Regions from separate parts of the Homo sapiens genome. Here region 2 is linked to region 1. The links are chromatin contacts, found by Hi-C or POLR2A ChIA-PET in ENCODE. All regions are on one chromosome and are shown on one strand. The core of a region is the stretch at or near the end of the contact, and the rest is flanking DNA. Distances in the headings are between cores, read along the strand shown.

Evidence for each region. Hi-C counts contacts between places; a loop is a spot of excess contacts on that map. ChIA-PET counts read pairs that join two places held with the same protein, here RNA polymerase II (POLR2A).
Region 2: a map of PC-9 shows a loop between it and region 1 (2.2-fold over the local background). The contact joins the enhancer-like site here to the promoter of LINC01994 in region 1. A Hi-C loop is called at or near these places in 1 of 168 maps with a recorded cell type or tissue (PC-9). POLR2A ChIA-PET finds 5 or more read pairs at or near these places in 3 of 52 experiments (H1, OCI-LY7 and WTC11).

The regions. Positions count from the first base shown.
Region 1 is chr3:182,483,313-182,488,560 of GRCh38, forward strand. It overlaps LINC01994 (long intergenic non-protein coding RNA 1994), which reads right to left and starts at 3,050. Exons shown (of 4, transcript NR_040105.1): 1 at 2,882-3,050.
Region 2 is chr3:182,283,029-182,288,276 of GRCh38, forward strand. No RefSeq gene overlaps it. Among named protein-coding and RNA genes, the nearest start is that of LINC01994, 200 kb to the right of the region's middle. Within about 2 kb of position 1,948, at least 3 of the 41 ENCODE cell types and tissues checked have a DNase peak (open chromatin) inside an H3K27ac peak, as active enhancers do; they include PC-9, where a contact is called at or near this core.

The DNA.
Region 1 (5,248 bases), core at 1,800-4,299:
AGTTCTGGTCCAAACCACTTCTTTTCTGAAACTTTGACTTTCCTAAAGCACTTAGTCCTGTTGATATTTTAACATGAGTAATGTCAATTATTTCTTCATCTAGTTTACCCCACCACGGGGAGTAAAAACCTCCTAAGGACAAAGAAAGACTTGTATCTCTATTCAATCTCTAGAAAATGTGGGAGAACAGTTATGAACAGAGTTCCTAGATTAAATCCAATGTAGACTGAAATTCTATCTCTATGGCTCACCACATAACCGAAGCATGATCGTGAGCAAATCATTTATCTTCTTTGATCCTCAGTTTCTCCTTCTGTAAAATGCAATAATTAACTTCTCGAATTAATGTGAGGATTAGGATAAATGTAGAGTGCTCAGTATAGTGTGGTATGCCGTGAGCACTACATAAATGGTAGCTGCTATTATCATTATCGTTGTTATCATATCTCATTACTTTCTTTGTATCCCTATCCTGTAGCATGGTAATTAGTACATACTAATGTTTGTTGTGTAAGTCACGGAATAGAGTTCATGCAATTATTTGATCCAAGAAGAAGGACAATTTGTTTTGTTTGTTTGCCTTGGTTTTTCTTTGTTGTTGTTGTTGTTTGTTTGTTTGTTTGTTTGCCTTGGTTTTTAACAAGATTGGTTTTCACCTGAGTTTTCTCCTTCTTTAGTGCATCATCCCTGCTTCCTGAAAGCATTGTTAAATACCTGATAACAATTTATCAAGGATATTTTTCATTTCTGATGGATTTTACTATATTGAAACAAATTCCCAGCCAGAAACTATCATAGCTCCTCCTGTAGCAATCAAGAGAAATGTAAATCTGAACATGAAAATAGGTTTGTGTACAGAGGTGTCAAGCTTTTGGTTCTGTATATGTTACTGCAACTTTAAGGATTATTTGGTTTATTTCTTGCAAGGCAACTCACTCACCTGTCCCCAAAGACCAGGTTTTTTGTTGCTTCCTGCACATGTAAAAAAAAAAAAAATGCCTTTCTACATCTGCAGAAAACAAGTAGTTGTTGTCATCACTATACTTGCCCTGTGAAACCTTAGCAAGGGGGTAGAGTTACACATTCCGCTCCTTTTAAGAGGAGCAGAGTATTTCAGCTCCATCGATGGGGAGTTGCATCCAGTGGCTCTAATAACCTTGGCTTTTAAGTTTTGTGGATTTAGACATCAAATTATGTTTTAAAATATAACAAAATCCAAAATAGTTTTCAAAACCAAAAAAAAAAAGATGAAACAAAAATCAAGGAGTTAGAATGATCTCTGATGAAAACCAATTCATAGAGAAAGGTCTAGTTTCTGTTTTTGTTTTCTTTTAAGCTATTACATAACTGATTGTAGTATGTGGTACAGGAAATAATTTTGCCCATGCACCTGCACAGAAAAACCCAAATCAACGAGTTTGCTTCAGCCATCAATCTGTGGGACCAAAAGCTAAGCCTGAAAGCAAAGGTGAAATAAAATACGAAAATTGCACAGCAGCCGCAGAGGAGTCAGCTATCCAGAGGCCCTGCTGAAACCCCATCTTTAGGGTAGAGTTTCAGACACATTTTGATGTTTTGGTCACCTGACCCAAGCTCTGGAGCCCAATTGGCCTCCAAATTTACAGGCTAAGTAATGATGTAACTAGAGTGTGTGGGAACCAGGAGGATGAGACAGATACAATTTTTCCCAGTCGTTTATTAGACTTGGCTACTAATTCTGCTTGTTCTTCAGTTTGACTACTGGTTATCAGGAAATTTGAACTACTTAAAGAACATAATCAGTTTATCTATAACCAGGGCAGAATTTAGTCACATTCATGTAAAATTAAACTACAGTAACAGAAAATAGTAATTTGTGAAATTCAACTATTTATATTTGAATTTGATAGCAGATATATTTTAATGTATCTATATTTTGTTTTTCTGTACTCTTTTTTCACTAAACATTATTTACAATATCACTTATAATATCATTCTTATGTTGTCTAAGAAAGAAATCCATCAAAATAAATGTGTTGGTTTATCCACGATTTTTCTAATCCTTTTCTTAATCTTACAGCATTTTTGTCTAAACAGAATAAATGTTTATACTCAAGTAATTTGTCACTATGGTAACTTTTGGCCTTTAAAATGCTGACACTATATCAGAGACAACCAAGAGAAGAAATTATCCTTGTTCGACAAGTAAGCAGAACCAGTTTGGCAAACTTCAGGATGCCTAGGGATGAAAGGCGTTTGTTGTTCTAGAAATACTACTTCATGTCAGGAAAATGAGAGCATATCCTGGTTTCATGACAAAAACAGGAGCTGTAATGCTGATAGCAAAACTTAAAGATTGAAGACTTTTTTCATCTAAATTTCCTATAACACTTCCCTCCCCACTCCCAAGAAATCATGTAAGTAATTTCTAATACTCACACAATATTATCTTTCTAATGTGTAGGCATGAGTTTGTAATAACTTTTCTGACTTGTAATCCTAAATCCCTTGAAGATAGTCTTACAGTTGTACCTCACAAGACTTTGTCCAACAGAAAATGTAATATGTCTCCAAATGGAATGGTATGGCTATTTATAATGAACTCCCTGTATATTTTTTAAATTAAAGGATGTTATATTTTGCTGTCATTCATACGCATAGGAAGTATTTCCCATTCTCAAAATATTTAATCTAGTTAGCAAATATCTTTAGGAAAGAAATCTCTAAAAATCCTTCTTTATCACTCCCCTTGTTTAAGTGTGTATCATGCCAAACACACACACAGTAGATATGGTGTCTGATATCTTCTGAAACCTGTTGGGGACTATATGAAACATTAATGGGGATTAGTGTTAGAACTGGTGTAAACATAGCAAACAATCTGCTGAAAGTGCATACTCACATTTCCATATGTTATGCAGTAAGCGGAGTCATTTAAGAAGCGAGGTACTCAGGGAGATGGTGTTCAGGTAGTGAGTATTTGGCTGGTGAAAAGTAAACACACCCTGGATGTATTTACTCCATAGCACCAGCATATACATATCTACCCGACTCCAGTCCTTAAGCTTCTCCTCAAGAGACAAGTCAAGATTGAGATACGCAATTTCACTACACAAAGCTTCTAAAACATAGATAAAAATGATTTAGTACTTCCAGGTGCACTGTAATTCTTGGCAGAAAAAGTTAATTCCAGGTGTGTAATCTCCTAAAGAAATCTGTTGTCAAAGCTGGATAAAACCATCACATTCGAAAAATAAAAGTTCACCTATGAACAAAGTATAAGGTATGGCTAGGAAAACTCTCTGCTCTATGTAGAAATTAAAGCATAAAAGTGAAACTCCCTTTTACTTATGTAAACATTGCTGGGCTTTGGGCATCATTTCAAAAGAGGTAGAGCCGAACATGCGTGAGCATATAGAAATATGACATACTCTCGGTGGGAGGTTTGGGGTGGGGTTCTAGTGCCAAGCCAGACTCTAACACACAGACAAAGGAAGAAACAAGCTGCATTTTATAGCTTACAGATTTTTTTTTCTTTATTTTTTCAAGCCTCTGAGCCAACCAAATAACTCAATCAACAACAACAAAACCGAGATGGGCCACAAAGTGGAAAATGTTATAACAGCTTAAGTAACAAGGAGGTGGGGTGGGGGGGCCCTGGCAGGGATAGGAATGCTGGTGGAGGGTGCGGGGAGGAGAAACCCCATATTATAGAATATTTAAGCCTTGCAATTCAATGCACATTTATTAATTGGTTTCTTTTTAAGAGACACTTATTTATGACAGGTTTATGAACAATATAGCATGTGCAGCACTGACGTTCTCCCATGGCTTATTTTTATTTCCATATGTTTAGACAAAATGAACATCACATTTAATACTAGTACTAGCAGCTCTTGAAGTGTTTGCCAGTGCTACATCCCTTGGGAGTTGTTACCACTAGATTAATATCCTGTGGGTCACTTAATTTAAAAAACCACATTATAGAGGCTTTATGTGATTAGATGTACTGCTTTTACAAGCCAGTTGGGGTGTGTCCTTGGCATCTGGTTCAGAAAGGCTGGTGAGCGTAACTTATATAGACCTCCAACCTGGAGTGTCTGAGCAGCCAATGATTGTACTGACATATGGACGAGCAGAGAAAAATGTGTCCTCTGTCTACCATCAGAAACTGCCTTGAAGACAGGATCTAAAAGGAACAACTTGCTTAGTCAGAAACCGGCCTAAACAGATGGTAGAAATTGGCTGCTTCAGAGAGTGAAGGGTAGTGCTATCATACCCTGAATCAGGCCTGTTTGTCACAAAATGCTCATAGTAAATAAACAGCCATGCTATTTCCACACTATGCTATCAAAACCAAGTTCTACCAATCAGAGAGTATTTTACTTGAGAATTTAAAATATGCTCTTTATTTTCTCTGTTAAACATTCTCAGGTCTCGGTATTTGGAAGACCACCCAAAAACAACAGGAAGCATGCTTTTTGAGTGAACAAGAGGAATTTGCCACTGGCTTCAAGGACACTTGGAATAAGATGACCAGTATTTCCTGCGGGAGTTTCAAATGGCATCAGGTGCAGTGGCTCCAGGCAACCTGGAAGCATTCATCATCATTTATGGTCTACTCTTGATTCTGTGAGGAGATGATTCACTTAGGCTTCCTACAGGCCAGGCCCAAAGAGGTGGCAGGCTACCATGAGGACAACAAAGCCTAAAAGTCATCCAGGTGGGACATTGTGAACTACAGAACCTATGTATGAGGTAGATTGCAAGTATCTCCGGTCACATTCACAAGCCAATAAAAACAATGCTGTCCTCCATGAGAACAAATCTAATTAGAACAAATCCCAGTCCTTTACAAATACTGTAGACTGAAATGCTTGTTTTAAAGATAAAGACATTTGGCCAGGAGCGGTGGCTAATGCCTGTAATCCCAGCACTTTGGAAGGCTGAGGCAGGCAGATTACCTGAGGCCAGGAGTTCGAGACCAGCCTGGCCAACATGGAGGAACCCTGTCTCTACTAAAAGCACAAAAATTAGCCAGTCGTGGTGGCACGCGCCTGTAATCCCAGCTACTCAAGAGGCTGACGCAGGAGAATAGCTTGAAACCAGGAGGCAGAGGTTGCAGGGAGCTGAGATCTCGCCATTGCACTCCAGCCTGGGTGACAGAGTGAGACTCTGCCTCAAAATAAACAAATAAAAATACAAAAATTAGCCAGGCATGCTGGCATGCACCTGTAGTCCCAGCTACTCCAGAAGTTGAGGCATGAGA
Region 2 (5,248 bases), core at 698-3,197, 200 kb before region 1:
GCTAACAGAGGGACTCTAGGAAGATTTGGGCAGGAGTGATCATATTTGGGTAATTGGGTAAGGCTTGCTTAAAGAAGAGGAATTTGGATTGACCTGGAAAAGATGAGTATAATTTCTATAAACACACACAGAAGTAGACGGGAAAAGCATTCCAGGGACAGACACTAACTTGGGCAAAGATACAGAGATGGGAAAGTGCAGGGCAGGTTTAGGAAAATAGAAAATGTCCAAGGGGGAGAAAAAGTATATTTTTAATAAGCTTAAATTCCAAGCTATTCTCTATGGTGTGTTCTGTTTAAAGGTCAACATGAATGGAGAGAGATGGACTTAGCCCCTTTTCTTGAACATCCACAGGGGTGGCTCAGAACTCTCAGGGCTAAGAAAGCTACAGCTTTGTATTTCTCTGGTACAGAAATCCAAAGGACTTTTATTTGTAGAATGAAGAAGGCATTCTCAAAGTTTTTCTTAGAAAAGTGATACAGTAAGGATGAGCAGATACTTAGTAAACTAAGTAAAAATGGGTTTCCAGAATGCTGTTTCTCCTTTTCCTAATTCAGACCAGTATATTTTCTGTCTTTTCACTTACCCACCTAACCTAGCCTTGCACCAAAACAGACTTAAGGTTCTTACAATAATGCACACAATTCAGCAATATAGGTTAAATTAAAAATAAAACGAGGCAAATATATTTATCAAAGGGATGCTGTGCAGATATTGTTCATTCCATTACTCAGAACCCTTTCTAAGAACAGCTAAAGGAGATATTTCTTTCTGGTCTCTTTATCTACATTTTTGTTCTTTGTTTGAAAAATTGATTTGTTTTTATTTTTATGTATATACTGAATCTTATAACTAACAGTGTTTCCTTCCTTTTATTGGCTTCTAGAAATGGCAGAGCCGAATTTGTGCCTTACCTTTAGGAAATATAAAAAAGATTTCATGGCTTAAATTTTGTGCATCAACCTCACTTTTGGCTCTATAGCCATGAAAAATGTTTTGCCCTCTGATCAATCTAAAGTTAAGAAACATAGAAAGTATGCTAAGTTATCTGTGTAGGTTTTTTTCTTAAGAAAATTTGCAAGAGTGTTTTCAAGCAGGACAAATATAATTTCACTAGGAAAATAGAATTTGGATATCTCCACTATGAAAAGCTGTAGTTGAGTCAGAAAATAGCAAATCCATTGTGTCCCTTTTTTTAAAACAATCAATCTTTTTGAATTTTCCCCAACAATTCCCCACCCACACCTCCACCTCACCCCAAATAGTCTTCAAATAAGCATTTGGGAAAAAAGTATTAATAATAAAGCCAATCTCTTCAGGCACTTTCACACATACAGCACCACTGTCAGGTTGAGAGTCTTCAATAAAATATTTTTAGTATGTACATTATATAACACTGTCTCCATAGAGAGCCAAACCACAATACCTTGTTCAGAATAGGTGCTTAATAAATACTTGTTAATTATATTTAATGTGTGTGTGCATGCCTGTTTACATTGGACCCACCGATAAAAAGGATTTTTGTATTGCAAGCAAAATACAAAAATTTATTTACAATCACTCAATGCTATCCTCAACTCTAATACAGCTATAGCTGAACCTAGTTACACAGTAAGCAGAAGCTTTCTTTTAATCCAATGAGCCTTGTAGCTTTGATAAACTTAAGTCTGTCCTTCCTGATATTTGTTTTGCTGTAACCACTGCCTTGTCTATGGGCTCTTGATAATAAAGTATTTATGGGTCTTCCATCGGGGAAAAAGAATCACAGATGCAGCTTTTCTGGTTGCTCCCCGACTCTACCTGTTTCAGGGTGTGGAGGAGAGGGAACTAGAATCCACAAAAGGATTCAGTTCTGGCTGCCTTCCTTCACCTGTTCAGCAGGTGGGCCCCAGGTGAGCGCCAGACTCCTGGGTTCGGCAGAGTTACTCTGCTCCTTTGTTTAATCACCAGTTGCTTTCTCTGCCTGTTTGTTTTTCTGGTTTGGTTTCCTGTCCTGTTCATTACTCAGTTCGTTCTTCCTTGTTTGTTCTGTCTCCTGTGTGTTTCTGCAGGTTACCTTGCTCCTCAGCACCGGAAGGCTAATATCCTTTGTTCCTTGTAATCTGCTTTCCCATGGTGGCAGGGAGTTGGTAGACACATGCATACATGTTTGGTGTACAGGGAGAAGGCTAAAGAGTTACCTGAGCATGATGAGTTTGTAGAAATGGCCATATCTTTGGTAAAGGAGCAATTCTCACCTTCCTCCTTGACCCTTACGTACTCAAAGGATTTCTAAAGAGAAATCTTTGGAGTAGGGGGTTGACACTCTTGAGTGCTAGTTTGGTTATGTTTTGTTTTGTGTTTTAACTTCTTAACTCAGCATACTTTTTACCAAGTAAACATGAACTTGTGGTGTTTAGAAATTTGAACACAACAGCAAACTGCTGTACAAAATTGCTCTCTCTGAAAAACAATTCCTATAACCAACTGCAAAAAAAAGTGAGAGATTTCTGTGGTCTCAGCTGTCACACACAGAATCATTTGCCCCTGGTAAGGGCAATTGTTGAATATGTGATCATTTAAAGTGTTGGGACAAAAGCATAGGATGAGATGATTTTTAAGTTCCACTGCCTGTTTTTGAGCTTGTTTTAAATTTAATTTGAACAAACCCAGGCTGCTCAAATCAGAAATTTGGGCTCACAAAAGAATCTTGATTATTATGAACCCCACTAATTTGGAATTTTTTTAGCATTTGGAATCATTCTAATGGACTTAACAAGAGTGTACTTTATATAACCCGAGGGGAAAAGCAAACTCAAAATTTTGAATATAAAATGCAGCTATCAGAATGCTTAGGCAAAATTGTTTCTAAGTCCTATAAAGAGTAACCCAAACCTCTCAAGTCTTAGAAAAATCACTTAATAAAAATGGTGAAATCTTCACTCCTGGAGATTGTGATGCAGTTGGTCTGAGGTGGGAATTGGAAAGCTATATTTTAGTGAATGCTCTTCAGATGATTCTTACTATTAGACAAGTTTCAGAAACCCTTCTTTTGAAGCATCCACCAAAAATTTATACAAAAATTACAAACCAGTATTCTCCATTGAGAAACCAACTTTCCTCTGCCACAAATTTCACTACTTAGGAAATACCAAGAATCTAGTTATAATCATTGATTATACCTGAAAGTAATAATTCAATTCCCAAAGCAAGCATCTCTTCAACACCTCACTGTGCAAAAGATTGCCCTAGGTACTAAGGATTAATACAAAAGTCAGTTCTTGCCCTTGAAAAGCTAATTATCTAGTGATAAAGTTACACTTATTTATTCAGTATTTCTGAAGCATCTTGAATAAATTTTTTCTGAGTTATTTATTCTTTAAATCAATATGTACAGAATTTCTATTTTATGCCAGGCACTGGGCTGGGTAACTTGGGAACGTCTTCCCTGTCCTTAAGGAGCAAGTGTGGAGGAAAATCAAATAAGCTGACAAGTGACAGTATATAGACTTTACCTGCTATGACAGAGGCAAGCCTGGAGTGCTGCTGTGAGAACAAGGGGAAAGGGTCCCAGATCTAGCCAAAGAGGTGTGTGTGGAGTGTGTGTGTGTGTGTGTGTGTGTGTGTGTGTGTGTGTTCAGGAGTACAGGGAGGTAAATACAAGTTTACCTCAAGGCCTAGTGGGTAAATACAAGTTACTGGGGTGAGACAGGCATGAAAGAGTTTTCCTAGCAAAAAGGCATGTCATGTAGAAAGGCATGGAAGCAAGAGACCTGCGTGATGGGTGATGCCAAGTCATTGAATAGGACCAGAGCTACATTCCTCCTACTTAGGATTATTGATATACAACCTCATTCTAGTAATCAGATATCGGCCTACTAGGGAAGGGGCCAAAACAAACCAAACTTTTCTTCATCAAAAAAAGTGGTCTGTACACTTGTATACTTGTGTGCCAGGATTTAACTCCATATTGGAATTTTGTTGTAGAGCTGTTATTTTGAATAAGAAAATAAATCTAATATAATCAGATGAATTCAGGAGTGAGAAAGACAGAGGAAGAAAGAGAGAGGTAGAGAGAGAGAAGGCAAATCATATACTTTCACATCTTCAGAATTCAAATCACTTTACTACTTCTGTGATTTGAATGTTGTGTTTAGAGTCAATTTTCTTCATAAAAATCATCAATAATATAAAATTGCCGCTCTAGACCTGCCTATTAGTTGTTGCTAAACAAAGCTGTTTTCATTTCTTTACATTTAACAATTCCTATGTAAACTCATTTTACTAATAAAACCAATATTCACTTTAACTTCACCTATGTCCACCTTTTCTCAATTTTTCCCCTTTAAAGCATTCATGGTTTTAGTTAGAGCAAGAGCAAATGAATGAATGTTTGAGTTGAAAATGACCCTAATACAACCATTGTCCAAAAAATTGGACCAATTTTATTATAATTATTTTACTATTTTATAACATATTGAGATAACACAATTGTTCAATATTGGGGTGTTCATGAATCAAATCTTTTAACATATTAAGGGTTTGGAATTTTAAGTTTTCACTTATTAACCACAATTTATAGCTACAAAATATATTTAGGGATATCTGACCAGAGTTGCCCTGTTCTCATTAGCTATATATAACATACCACACATCACCTTTCAGAAATTTGAATTAGAGAGCTGGGTTTGTCCCAGAAAGCTGCCTCAGGGAAGCTAGTAGAAGAATGATGTACTTTTACTTCTGTGTCAGTCAATCCCTGTTGTAGACAATATCACGTTACTTCCTTTTTACAAATCAGACACAATTCCTGCTGCAATGAATTTCTAACAGAAAATAATAGGAATATATCATTTTGGTTTTTCTTTTCAATCATGCAATCAATCAAACACTTATTGAAATACTGCAATCAAGAAACAAGATAAACAAATATTTACTGAGCCCAGTAACTTTGGGAAGTCTCCTGTTTCCTCAAGGATCTTACCTCTTAGCATTGTAATCAGTGTACTGGGAGGGTCAGAAGACATGTAAAATGTAGCCCAATTTTTAAACATGCAAATAACCTGGTTGGGAAGGTCAAACCAACACACATTAAACAGAAAAATAAGCTGAGCACAGTGTGGCTTTTGGATACTCTGGAGTTGACTATTGCTATTGGTGAGTTGTAAAGAATAAGGCTAGAAACATAGGATGTGAGCTGGATTATAGATCTTGAAAGCTAAAAAGAGGTGCTTATTAGCAGGAGGGAGCCACTGTGAGTTCCTGAGTC